Regions from separate parts of the Homo sapiens genome. Here regions 1, 2 and 3 are each linked to region 4. A link is a contact called in ENCODE Hi-C or POLR2A ChIA-PET data. All regions are on one chromosome and are shown on one strand. Each heading gives the region's core, a stretch centred on a gene start or an enhancer-like site at or near the end of the contact. The rest is flanking DNA. Distances are from core to core; before and after follow the strand shown.

What was found. A loop is a pair of places that touch in the nucleus more often than their neighbours do. ChIA-PET counts read pairs that join two places held with the same protein, here RNA polymerase II (POLR2A). Pooled maps may share reads with other maps.
Region 1: a loop to region 4 is called in a map of CD4-positive, alpha-beta T cell, with 6 times the contacts of the local background. The contact joins the promoter of QTMAN here to the promoter of ACVR2A in region 4. A Hi-C loop is called at or near these places in 3 of 168 maps with a recorded cell type or tissue (CD4-positive, alpha-beta T cell, CD4-positive, alpha-beta memory T cell and naive thymus-derived CD4-positive, alpha-beta T cell) and 8 of 50 pooled maps. POLR2A ChIA-PET finds 5 or more read pairs at or near these places in 1 of 52 experiments (activated CD4-positive, alpha-beta memory T cell).
Region 2: a pooled map shows a loop between it and region 4 (4-fold over the local background). The contact joins the promoter of KYNU here to the promoter of ACVR2A in region 4. A Hi-C loop is called at or near these places in 4 of 50 pooled maps.
Region 3: a loop to region 4 is called in a map of naive thymus-derived CD4-positive, alpha-beta T cell, with 20 times the contacts of the local background. The contact joins the promoter of ZEB2-AS1 here to the promoter of ACVR2A in region 4. A Hi-C loop is called at or near these places in 1 of 168 maps with a recorded cell type or tissue (naive thymus-derived CD4-positive, alpha-beta T cell) and 6 of 50 pooled maps. POLR2A ChIA-PET finds 5 or more read pairs at or near these places in 1 of 52 experiments (HEK293T).

The regions. Positions count from the first base shown.
Region 1 is chr2:144,331,193-144,333,892 of GRCh38, forward strand. QTMAN (queuosine-tRNA mannosyltransferase) reads right to left here and starts at 1,320. Exons shown (of 12, transcript NM_001376312.2): 1 at 1,247-1,320. RefSeq lists a silencer at 995-1,594 and an enhancer at 1,376-1,953.
Region 2 is chr2:142,876,387-142,879,086 of GRCh38, forward strand. KYNU (kynureninase) reads left to right here and starts at 1,278. Exons shown (of 14, transcript NM_003937.3): 1 at 1,278-1,350.
Region 3 is chr2:144,518,254-144,520,953 of GRCh38, forward strand. ZEB2-AS1 (ZEB2 antisense RNA 1) reads left to right here and starts at 1,361. Exons shown (of 4, transcript NR_040248.2): 1 at 1,361-1,421; 2 at 1,706-1,857; 3 at 1,962-2,032; 4 at 2,501-2,646. It overlaps ZEB2 (zinc finger E-box binding homeobox 2), which reads right to left and starts at 1,866. Exons shown (of 10, transcript NM_014795.4): 1 at 1,686-1,866.
Region 4 is chr2:147,843,623-147,846,322 of GRCh38, forward strand. It overlaps ACVR2A (activin A receptor type 2A), which reads left to right and starts at 1,407. Exons shown (of 11, transcript NM_001616.5): 1 at 1,407-1,585. The coding sequence starts at 1,531. RefSeq lists an enhancer at 1-507 and silencers at 634-823, 904-1,013, 1,769-1,848.

The DNA.
Region 1 (2,700 bases), core at 70-2,569, 3.5 Mb before region 4:
AGAATCTAATCCAAGTCAGACCTGGAACGCACTAATTAAAATTCAATATTTCACTTGGTATGTGGGTTCCTACATGAAACTCCTGTCATGGTTAAAGCTTAAGGTTAAACACGTTAATAGAAGCCAATAGAATGGCTCTATTGAATTGTACTGAACTTCTTTTTCAGCAGCTCCTTTACCTAACCACTATTTTAAGCTTTAAAATCAACTTCAGGGGTAGGCACCAAATAACCAAGTGAGCCACGGCAGCCGGGGCTGCAAACTGAAATCCATCTCGTATGGAAAATCATCATCAACTCACGTTTTCCATTTCAAACTGCGATACAGGTGGAAGAAAAGCTGTAAAAGCCTTCTCTTTGAAACTCCCATCACACGGCCTCAAGGCATTAACTTAAGAATCTCAAGATAACCTAAAGCAGCACAGTTGTCAGAAGACTCTAAAAGTTGTATGTGCGAGAGAAGGCAAAAAAACTACTTCGGGACTAAAGGTTAAATTTCGCTGCTGCATTCCCAAGACTTAAATTCAGAGAATCTTTCCACCTGGACAGAATGGGATTGTCTGGATCCCGATGAAAATGGGAAGTTATGTGCTTAATCCTCAGACGAGGGATTCCGGGGTGGGGGGCACAGTGAGGGTCTTCACACTCGGCTGGCAGAGAGGAGTGGGGCGCTGGGGAGGTCTGGTAACTGAGGGCGACTAGGAGCCAGAAGCGAAGCTTTCCGTCAGGAAGGCCTGGGGCTCGCACTGCAAGGGGCCAAGCGCCGGGCAGCCTGGTGGTCGGCGAAGCACCCCAGCCAACTCAGGCCAACCCGGACGCCCGGCCTCCCTTCTCCCGCGCGAGGGCGACGTGCCCCCACCCGTCCTCTCAGCCTGCGCGAGGAAGAAGCGGAGCGCCGGGCCGCAGAAAACCAGCACGCACGACATGTAGGCACCAAAAAAACGCAATTCGAACACGACCAGTTTGCAGAAGGCACAAAATGCCACGGCGTGACGCCCCATTCCGAGCGCGGTGCGGACGGCGGCGCAGGGAGCGCAGCGCGTGCGCCCGGGAAGCGCGCGGCTCTCAGCTCCGCCTCCCCCACACCCCCCGCCCCCGGCTCCCCGCGCCGCAGCCGCCGCTGCTGCCCCTCTGGGATCTCCGCGCAGCGCGGCCCCGCGAGGCGGGCGCCGGGGAGGGGAGGGGAGGGGCCGCGCTCCCCGCCTCCCCGCTGGCCCGCGCGGCTCCCCAGCCCGGAGCCTACTCACCTCCTCCTCCTCCTCCTCCTTGTCTCTCCCTCCTGGCCACCGGCGCGGCCCAGCCGGCGACGCGCTGACGCCGTGCCCCTCCCCCGCGGCCGCCGCGGATGCCGCCGCCCCTCCCGGCCCGCGGCCGCCTCGGCCTCCGGGCGCGTCAGGCGCTGGTCCCGCCCCTCGGCCCGCCCGCGCAATCGAGGCTCCGCCTCTCTGCGCCGCCCGGACTCCGCTGGCGCGAGGTCCCTGAGTCAGCGGCGCTCCCGCCCGCGCGAATCGCTCCGCCCCAGCCCGCGGGCTCGGCTCCTCGCACCTGCCCACTGTCCCCCGGCCTCGCACTGCTCCCCACCTCCCTGTGCGCCCTTTCCCATCTCGTCAGCACCCTGTCCGCCCTTTCAGCTTTTTCGTACTCTTTCCCCAACCTCCTAGTCCTGTTCTAAGCTCGCATAGTCACCTTCTCTTTCCTTCTGGAAGGTCTGTGCTGTTCATTAGGTCGACCTCGGATTCCCCGTGCAGTTTTCCAGCCGGCCCGTTGCATCTCCTTTCCTGGTCCACTCCCCGGCCTACTAGAGCCTCAGGGCCCCTGTGCGGGTTCCTGGCTCCCTTGCCGACACCTCTACCTGCTCTGCAGCCCGGAGCTCCTCCACAGCTGCTTTGCCAATGCCTCTTAATATCCCTCCTTCTGGACCTCCTCGATTCCCTCCTGGCAAGGCTCATGCTTTCCTTTATCTCCATTTTTCCCGTCCTTTCGGTTCTGACTACTCCACACACTTCTGATGCAGTTTGAGTATTCAATAATTGCATATTCGCGGTCCCATTTACACGAGGAGAGTCACATTGAGTAATTAAAAATCACAAAGCAAAGCGACAGCAGTGGAGACCATCATTTGACTTGCATAGTTCCATCTATATTTTCCTTATGCAATAATATTCTCATTGCCACTTGAATTTCAAGGAATGGGATTTTCTGTTGGGGCTTAAAATTCACAAATGTTGGATGTTTTTTCGCTGCGACCTAATTTCACTTTAGCTCTTTTATTTATAGAATACATAGTAGAAAGAGTACCAGGAAGTCCCAGGTGTTCTTGACTGTAAAGTGAGGAATGTGTCCCTTCGTTAAATTCCTTTATGAAGTAAAGGATCCTTTCTAAAGTAAAGGTTTTTGTATCTGGAAGGAGGTTGTAGGTTAAATGACTCTGGTGAAGGCAAAACATGCAAATATAACTGGATGTCTGGTTTATTAAGTAACTTCATTTTTAAAACTGCAACTCGGAAGAGTTAGGCTGTGATGTGGAAATGAATTAGGAAACATACCAAAATAAAGGAAATCGATTAGGTCTTTGTACTTATATCCACAAGTTGCTTTAAGTTATGTGAGTAAACATTCTTATCCTTAAATTGAAGCGTCGAAACTATCTTCCGTTCCAAACAAAATCCAGCTCTGTGTGGACATTCAAAGTTTAAAACCA
Region 2 (2,700 bases), core at 28-2,527, 5.0 Mb before region 4:
AATCTTCCAAAGTTTTTACAGCATGAGGCATACACAGAATAGATGCAAAAAAAGTACACCTTCTGAAATTTCCTGAATGGATTCAAACTTTTACTATTCTAAGTTAATCAATTGGTAGTCTACTTACTTTATAGGATTATTGTAAGGATAGGATCAATGAAGTGAAATATATTTTATTTTCACTGGTCAATTACTCGTATTAAAGCAATTTCATGCACTTTATCTCCCTCTCTTGGAAACTGGAGAGTAGTACTTTTTGTCTGGTTACTTAAGATTAAAAAAAAGACAATATGTCACTTTTGACTTGAGTGTCATGGTATCTATGGCCTTCAACCTGCATGGTTTTATCGTTTCAGTAATCTTGGGAGGAAGGTATTATTAAGTTCATTTGATAAATAGGAGACTGAGCCTCCACAAGGGTTAAGTGAATTGCTCAGGGTTATACAATGAACACTTGATAGAAATGATTAAATGACACTTTACTTGATTTGTTGTGGGTTACTAAATAAAGCATAGGTGTGCATAAGTCATTCAATTATTCAAGCACATTCTTCATCCCTAGTCCTAATATCGAAAGTCTTTGCTCTTAGTTTTTATAACTACAAGGATATTCATCAAAAGACCCAAGCTCAGGAATAAGCCTAAAGAGGTAGTCAGACTAGAACAAAAGACAATTCACAGACTTAAATGAATAATTTGCATTAATGAAGTTTGCCAGGCTAGTTTCCACTTGAATCTTCAGATCTTTCTTCCTTCATTGTCTTGTTAACTGTCCAGATTTATTACCTAGGAGTTTTTGAAAACTCACATATTAGGCAATAGAGTGTATTCTGGAATTGAGAGCCTATTTTAAACTTTTGACTAAAAAGTTTACCCATTAAATGTCATAGATTCAACCATCAGACTGAAAATCCTCAGTGTATTTGAAGGAGGGTATTGTCTCAAAAATCCAGAGCTCAAAGTGAAGAAGAAAGGCAAAATTTGGAATTTAGCTCTAAGACCAACTCATCAGTTCAGGGGTCAGAGATTTATATAGTTAAAGGACAAGTGTGTGTTTACCTGAGTTTAAAGAGCAAAGTTGCCTCTGGAAAGAAGCCCTCACTGGAGGCTCTGGCATTTGAAATGGTGGGCAGGAGCACATGTTGCTTAAATTTCTGACAGTGGCTGGAGATTACCGATTGGTTAGGGGAGAGGAAGTAAAGTAAAATATTTATAAATTCTCCACTGGGTGGAGTCTGAGCAGTTCTTTGAATTTCTCACCCTAAGATCTGGCCTGTACATTTTCAAGGAATTCTTGAGAGGTTCTTGGAGAGATTCTGGGAGCCAAACACTCCATTGGGATCCTAGCTGGTAAGCTTGAGGCGCTGATAAAAACTCTCTACCCTAATGTTTACTCCATGTTTTTTCCAAATGAAACTTCTGTCAGCTAGAATCCTTGTCATAGTGTTTTAGAGGTTTTTTTCTGCTACTCTCTTCTTTTTTTATATATATTCTTTTTGTAAATAAAAATGGTATGACCTTCCTAAAGGCCCCACCTTTAGAAATGGGTTAAATGAAAAGATCTTTACTAATGTAATAGAAAAGAACTGATGAACATAGTGCACTGAATATGGTTACATTTGACAAACCAAAGTTAGTCCTGTTCTTATTTGAGTTTAAGCGGTAAGATTAGGTCAAACTCCAGACGAGGGAAAGATATTCTTAAACAGATTTTAAGTCCTCTGTTTTCTGGTAACTTTAATTGTCTTATGCTGCTAGTAGTCATATTAAATATTTATTTAGAGAAGTGAAAATGCCTACTCTTGAACAGAGTTTCTTCCCCTTTCATTTTATGAAACCTAAGAAAAGAAAGTTGATACACTTTTTAAAAATATACTAGATTTTCTTTTTTCCTTTCTGCTTTTATTTTGAGGCCAGTGGGGTGTTATTTAGTAGTAACACTGAAGCAAATGTATTGATTTTCTTAACGTGTTCAGCAAGTAATTCATATCCTAGATATGAAATATACACTCGTAGCAGAGTAATGTTACCCATTTCTCAATGATATGCTTAAAGAATCTTGCTCAATATGCATATTGTTTTTCCTTTTTTCTTTACTAATGAAAAACTACACGCTTTCTCAACATATTTTTAAGTCAGGTTCTAAACTTTGAACTCCTATGTACAATTTGCTTATTTCAGGCATGAATGTGAAACTGTGTAAAGATTAACTACCAGACACTCAGTCATTTATTTAACTATTTAGCCCTAAATCAGTGGGTGACTAGGAGATTCTGAATTCTGTGATTTCGTTAAAATCAATCAGTTTTTAATTATTATACAAGCTTTTTACTTTAAAGTTGTAGCTGTCTAAATAAAATTGTGAAAGCACAATTTCCAAACCTAAATCGAAGGCACATTGATGCTGTCCATCAGAAGGTATTGATAATTTAAAAAAATATTACAAACTATCTTTTATCTTTTTATAAAGGACCTAATGTCATTTGAGCTTAACCATAATCCTTTGAAGAAAGTAAAATTTAACTTTAAATAACATTGACATACAGAGCAGTTAGGTGATTTGTCTGAGACCATATGGTATGTATGTCCCCCGTCTTGATAAAATTAACACTAAATATGTAACATTTGAAAATTTGTAAAATATGTAAAAGTTGAAGTTTTTAAAAGTTTGGATTTAAGTTCTTCCTTTCAGAATATGAG
Region 3 (2,700 bases), core at 111-2,610, 3.3 Mb before region 4:
TAAATGATCGTATCCTTTCTGGCTTCGAAACTTTTGTACCTAAAAATCGAGAGAGGCGCTGCATTTTTTCAGTTGAAACTGTCAAAACTTGGAGAAGGGGGACCTCGGAGGCAGGCAGGAGAGGAGGAGAATCCTGAAAACTCGGTGGAGGTTGGGAAGATGCTGTGCCTCGAGGATTAGTTTAAACAGGGGGCTATAAAAGATGTAACAGATGCAAACTGTAACACAAGGGCCATTAACCCTTTCTCTGCCGGGCACACTCAGTCCCCACGCCCCACACCTATTGTCTCCTGTGCTAGAAGCTTTGCAGAAAACCTGGAAAGTGAGTATCAGTTTCCACACATTTGCTGAGAGGGGTGAAGGGAGGGGGGCAGAGAGAAGGGGAAGTGGATATTTTAGAAAGCACCTTAAATTTACCTAGGCATACATAGTAGGAGACTTTTAAGTTTGACATATTTTATCATTTCTTTCCTTGTCCTATTGATTTGAAATTGTTAGGGGAAATCCTGAAATAAAGAAATGGTCACACAAGTGTCTGGGATGAAACAGCTGGCCTGTCTATATTCATCCTGAGACACACGACTGCATATAAATACATGTTTAATAAAGTAAGTTGCTAGTTTTATGGGCATGTGTGTGTGTGAGAGAGAGAGACAGGGCATTTGTGCTGTAAACTTTATCTTTGCCTGTTACTCCTAAGTCTGGAGTTAGTAATCTTGCCTTCATCATTACAGGGGGAGCATGTAAAATATATCAGTAGGTGGGAGATAAACACATTCATGTTAGCCGGGCTCATCACTGTTCCTGGGAACTCCTGCTATCTCTCTCTCGACTTTTCAGTGCCAAAGTATGGAATGGGATATATGTGTGTATGTGTCTTCTATTAAATCCATGTCTATATTACTTTGCCACTAAAAATACAATTTTAAAAGTTATCCTAATTTAAAACCCTGATATCCTGACAGCAGTTTTCTTCCCAGCTGTAGTGCCCCCCCCTCCACTTTGGTAAACGACTCAAGTTCCATGAGGACTTTCACTTCTTTATTTATAATCACAGAAGTGAGGTGTTACTTCACACACATACACACACAAAGAATGAAATAAAGAAATGAAACTCGCTAAGCAGACAAAAACAGACAACTTTCTGCTTAGAAAACAGCCTTCTCGGTGGGAGAGGATGAACTGCCATGTCTAAGAGAAAGACTTGCCCCCGAATTTGTAGGTCTGTAACTGACCAAGTTTTGTAATTATTAACAGGTATTTGCCAAGTCCTAATTGCTGAATATAATGAATTGGAACTAGATGCGAAAATAGAGCAGGACCTCTCCCCTTGATGAGTTTTTATTCCAGCCATATAATTCTCAATAAAACTTTTCCTGGGCTGGATAGCAAAGGACACCTTTGGTTACCTGAATGAACAGGTACAGGGGAAATTATTTGGGGGAGGGAAAAAGGAGAGAAAAGCAAGGAGAGAGAGTGTGAGTGTAAGAGAAAGCGAAGAAGCCACTCTTGAGAAAAGCTTGCCATAAAGGAGCTAAACCCACCTGAAATTCCTACCCACGGACACCCCTTCTCACTTCAGACTCACATCCCCACTCAAAATGAGAAAATTAGAAAAGGAGGATGGAGGACGAGCACACCAAAAAGGGATAAAAAGAGAGAAAAGGGGAGGAAAAAAAACCTACCTGCGAAGTCTTGTTTGTAGTTTTGGCCAGAAATGGTGAGAAGAAAAAGCATGAAGAAGCCGCGAAGTGTGGGGGAGAAAAAGGTGGAAGCGAAGAAACAGCTCCCGGAGCAAACTGTACAAAAACCTCGCCAAGAGTGTCGGGAGGCAGGACCGTTATTCCTGCAGAGCAGGTTAGAACTGATCTCTTTCGGCCACTCCAGGAAACACAAACCTGGGGACGGACTGACGTGTTACGCCTCTTCTAATGACATTTTTTTCTTTTTCTTTTCTGTAGGAGAGAGACGAGAGACCCTGAAACACGCGCCACCTATCTTTGTGGGGAGGGATAATTGAAGCGCCCTGAGCGTGAGCATCATGTGAAAACGTGATCGCCAAGTTTCTCTCTGGGAAAGGATCTGGGATAGATTATACCTTGAAGTCTCCGCAAACGCTTTAGTGGAAGAAATGAAATTCCACCTCCCTCCCTTCCTCCTCTCCCTCCCTTTCGCCTTCGCCTCCCTCCCCCCTCCCTCCCTTCTCCCCCCCTCCACCCCCCCCTCCCCGCCCGTCAAGCCTTTGGCATCATTATCCTCATCACTAAATCCTACAGAGTACAGGGCGGAAAACGGTGCACACCATTCACAGAACTGGAGAACTCCAAGGGGCGAAAGTTAAAGGGAAAGATCCCGGGTCCTCAATCCAGATAGTCTCTTCTTATACAGATATCTCTAATGACCAGATTTGAGATGCACATCAAATTGTGTAGGTATCTCAGTACAGCTTCTGGAACAAAGTTCTCTGCCCTTTCTCTTATTGTTATTTTTTTCTTTTTAGGTACCAGAGCCAGAAAAAAAAATGCTGCATGGGAGCTGCATCTTAGGGCATGTGTATTAGGGTGTGTGCATGATGAATTTCTGGACTGGATCCCAATATTAAAAAGTAGTTTGGCATTTTAATAAAGGGTCTCTAAGTAAATTAAAATAGAACACTCGGTTGGCCGATCTCTGAATCTCTCTACACCTCGGGGAGACCTC
Region 4 (2,700 bases), core at 157-2,656:
TTTTTTTCTTCAAAGCGCAGTAAACAAGTATTTGCGCACCTATTACGTGCAAAACAGTTTTCAACACAATGCTTTGTGTGTAAAAGGAACGGCGGGAATGGATTCAAGTTGCGCATCGTGATAAATGGCGTGAATATCCTGAGCGGGTGGACAGCCCTTCCTCCGTGAGTTTTTTCTTTTTCTTTTCTAGTCACCAAGACAGCACGCGTGTGCAGAAGCTGCAGCGGTGGGACGCAGTGCTAAGTCTGGGGGCGCACACACCAGCTCGCGCGTCGCGAGCTCGCCTGGGCAGCTCGGCGGGCGCGGCGAAACAGCTCCCACGTCCGCCTTCCACCGACTCCTCGGTATCAGAGCGGACGAGGCGTCCCCCCAGAGGAAAGACTGGGCGCCGCAGACGCCCCTTGGAGAAGTCCCTGGCCACTCGCCCCACCTCGGGGTCCTCTTCCTCTTGGGCTTCTCCTGACCCTTTGGGTGGGCGCTCCAGACAGGCCCGTCGGACGCGATTTGGAAACGGGTCGTGCCCGGCCTAGCCCGCATCTACTCGCCCGGCCACAGCCCAGCCACAGCTTAGGGACTTTGAGGCGCCCGCGCCCCTTTGTCGCGGTATCTCTAGCCCAAGCAGGCCGGACGCCGAGGCCTCGCGGTATCGAGCCTCCGTCCGCCCCGCCTCCTCGCCCTCCACTCCGCCCCGCCCTCGCTCTCTCACCCCTCCCCCGCTCCCGCCTCGCTTCCCCGACAATCTCCTCGCGCTCCCGGCCCGGCACGCGCGCTGCGCCCGGCCGCCGCTGCCGCCGCCGCCGCCGCCGCCGCTGCCGCCGAGCGTTCCTCCGCTGCGCCTGGCTTCCAGCTTCGGGCCGGAACCGGAAGTTTGGGGGGCGGAGCCCGGCGGAGGCCAGGAGACCGAAAACGCGGCCGAGCCCGGAGCCCGGAGCTGGAGCCAGAGCCTGGACCAGAACTTGGCCGCCGCCTGCACCGCCGCCGCCGCTGCCGCCCGCCGCCCCTTCCCCGCGCCGCAGCCGCCTCGCCGCCACCGCCGCGAGCTCGGCCGCCAGTGGTCCTCGGACTTTAGGTGTCTGGGTTGAAGGTCGGTCCGGACATCGGACCCAGTCAGTTCCCAGACTGTCCGGGCGGCAGCGGACGCCGCTGCCGCCGCCGCCTCTTCGTCGCCTCAGCCTGGCGTTTTGTTCCGAGAGACGGGAGAGGCGAGCGGAGCTGACAGTGATTTTGACAGTGATTTAAACCCGCTTTTGTTGTTGTTGGCTTTTCGTTGTTTGGTTTTGTGTGTTGTGCGTGTGTGTGGCGGTTTTTCCCCCGTGGTGCATTTTATTTTTTATCGTTGTGCTCTTTTTTTTCTTTTTTTTTTTTAACCCAGTGAGCGTTTTTTTTTTTTTTTTTTTTTTTTTTTGGTCTGGGCTTCCGAATATGTTTTATGACGGTTGATTTTACACCAGGAGGTTTGTCTCCGAGGAAGACCCAGGGAACTGGATATCTAGCGAGAACTTCCTCCGGATTCCCCGGCGCCTCGGGAAAATGGGAGCTGCTGCAAAGTTGGCGTTTGCCGTCTTTCTTATCTCCTGTTCTTCAGGTAGGTGCAGGGAGCGCGGCGCGGTGGGGCTGCTCCTGCGGCCGCGGCGGCCGCTGCTGGGGGCCGCGGCTGGTGTTGAGTCGGAGAGTCCAGTGGAGCCTGGGGAGGTTGCCCACTCCCTGCGCCCCTCGGCTGCCACCGCCCCCCCCCCCCGCCCCCAGGTCTGATTGTGATCTGGAAACCTCCATGCATTTTTCTCTTTTTGAGTTGGGTCGGCGAGCTGATAAGAGTGAGTGCTGTGTTGTTGTGGAAGTGAGAAAGTCATGTTTTGTGGCCATAACACTGGATGACAGCGCTGGTTGGGTTGCAATTAAGCCGCAAATACCACAAGTGACAATTTATGCAAAGGTTGAGATCTGAAAGGAGTATTTAGTGTGGGCTCCTCCAAAACAAGGGTTGCTTTTTGTCATCGTTTAATTAGTGCTTCACCGGTGAATATCACGACATAGATCAAGCCAGTTGCTGCTTAATTTTGGCTGTGGGAAACAATACATCCTATCAGCAATTTAATCTGGGTCTCCCCTCACGTTTTCTTCAACTTCAGCGTCCAGCAGTGTTAAAAATAGTTGTAGTTGTTGTTGGAGTATTAACTATAACCCAGTGCAGAAGAGGTATGCCGCTTGGTATTGGTAATGTGCTGGCGTTCAACCACCATTTGTGTGCTCTTTTGGGGCATAGATTTTGCTTACCTACGGAATACTTATTTTAAACGCTTTGTATTGAAGCATTGTTTTCGGTTTAGAACAACCCATGTGAAATTGTTTTTGTTAAATATAGTACACTCATAAAATAGGTTTTAGCTCAAGGTTGGGGGAATAAACGGGCCATTTTATATTGGAAATTTTGATTTTGTGAGGACGTTCTATGGTTGCAACCAGTGGTTGGAAAAACTATCTAGTCTTTTGTATTTGAAATTCTATAAATAAATACAGCATCTAGCTGAAAGGTGTGCAGATGTACATAACAGGAGAGTTAGTTCAATAGATGAAACATTTTAAATAAGTCTCATTGGATCTATTTATTGTAAAATTTAATATTCAGTTACAAGCTTGTGGCATAGAATTACGGGGGACTCTTGGAAACGGGGGCGAATTGACAGGTTTCATGGCCATGTC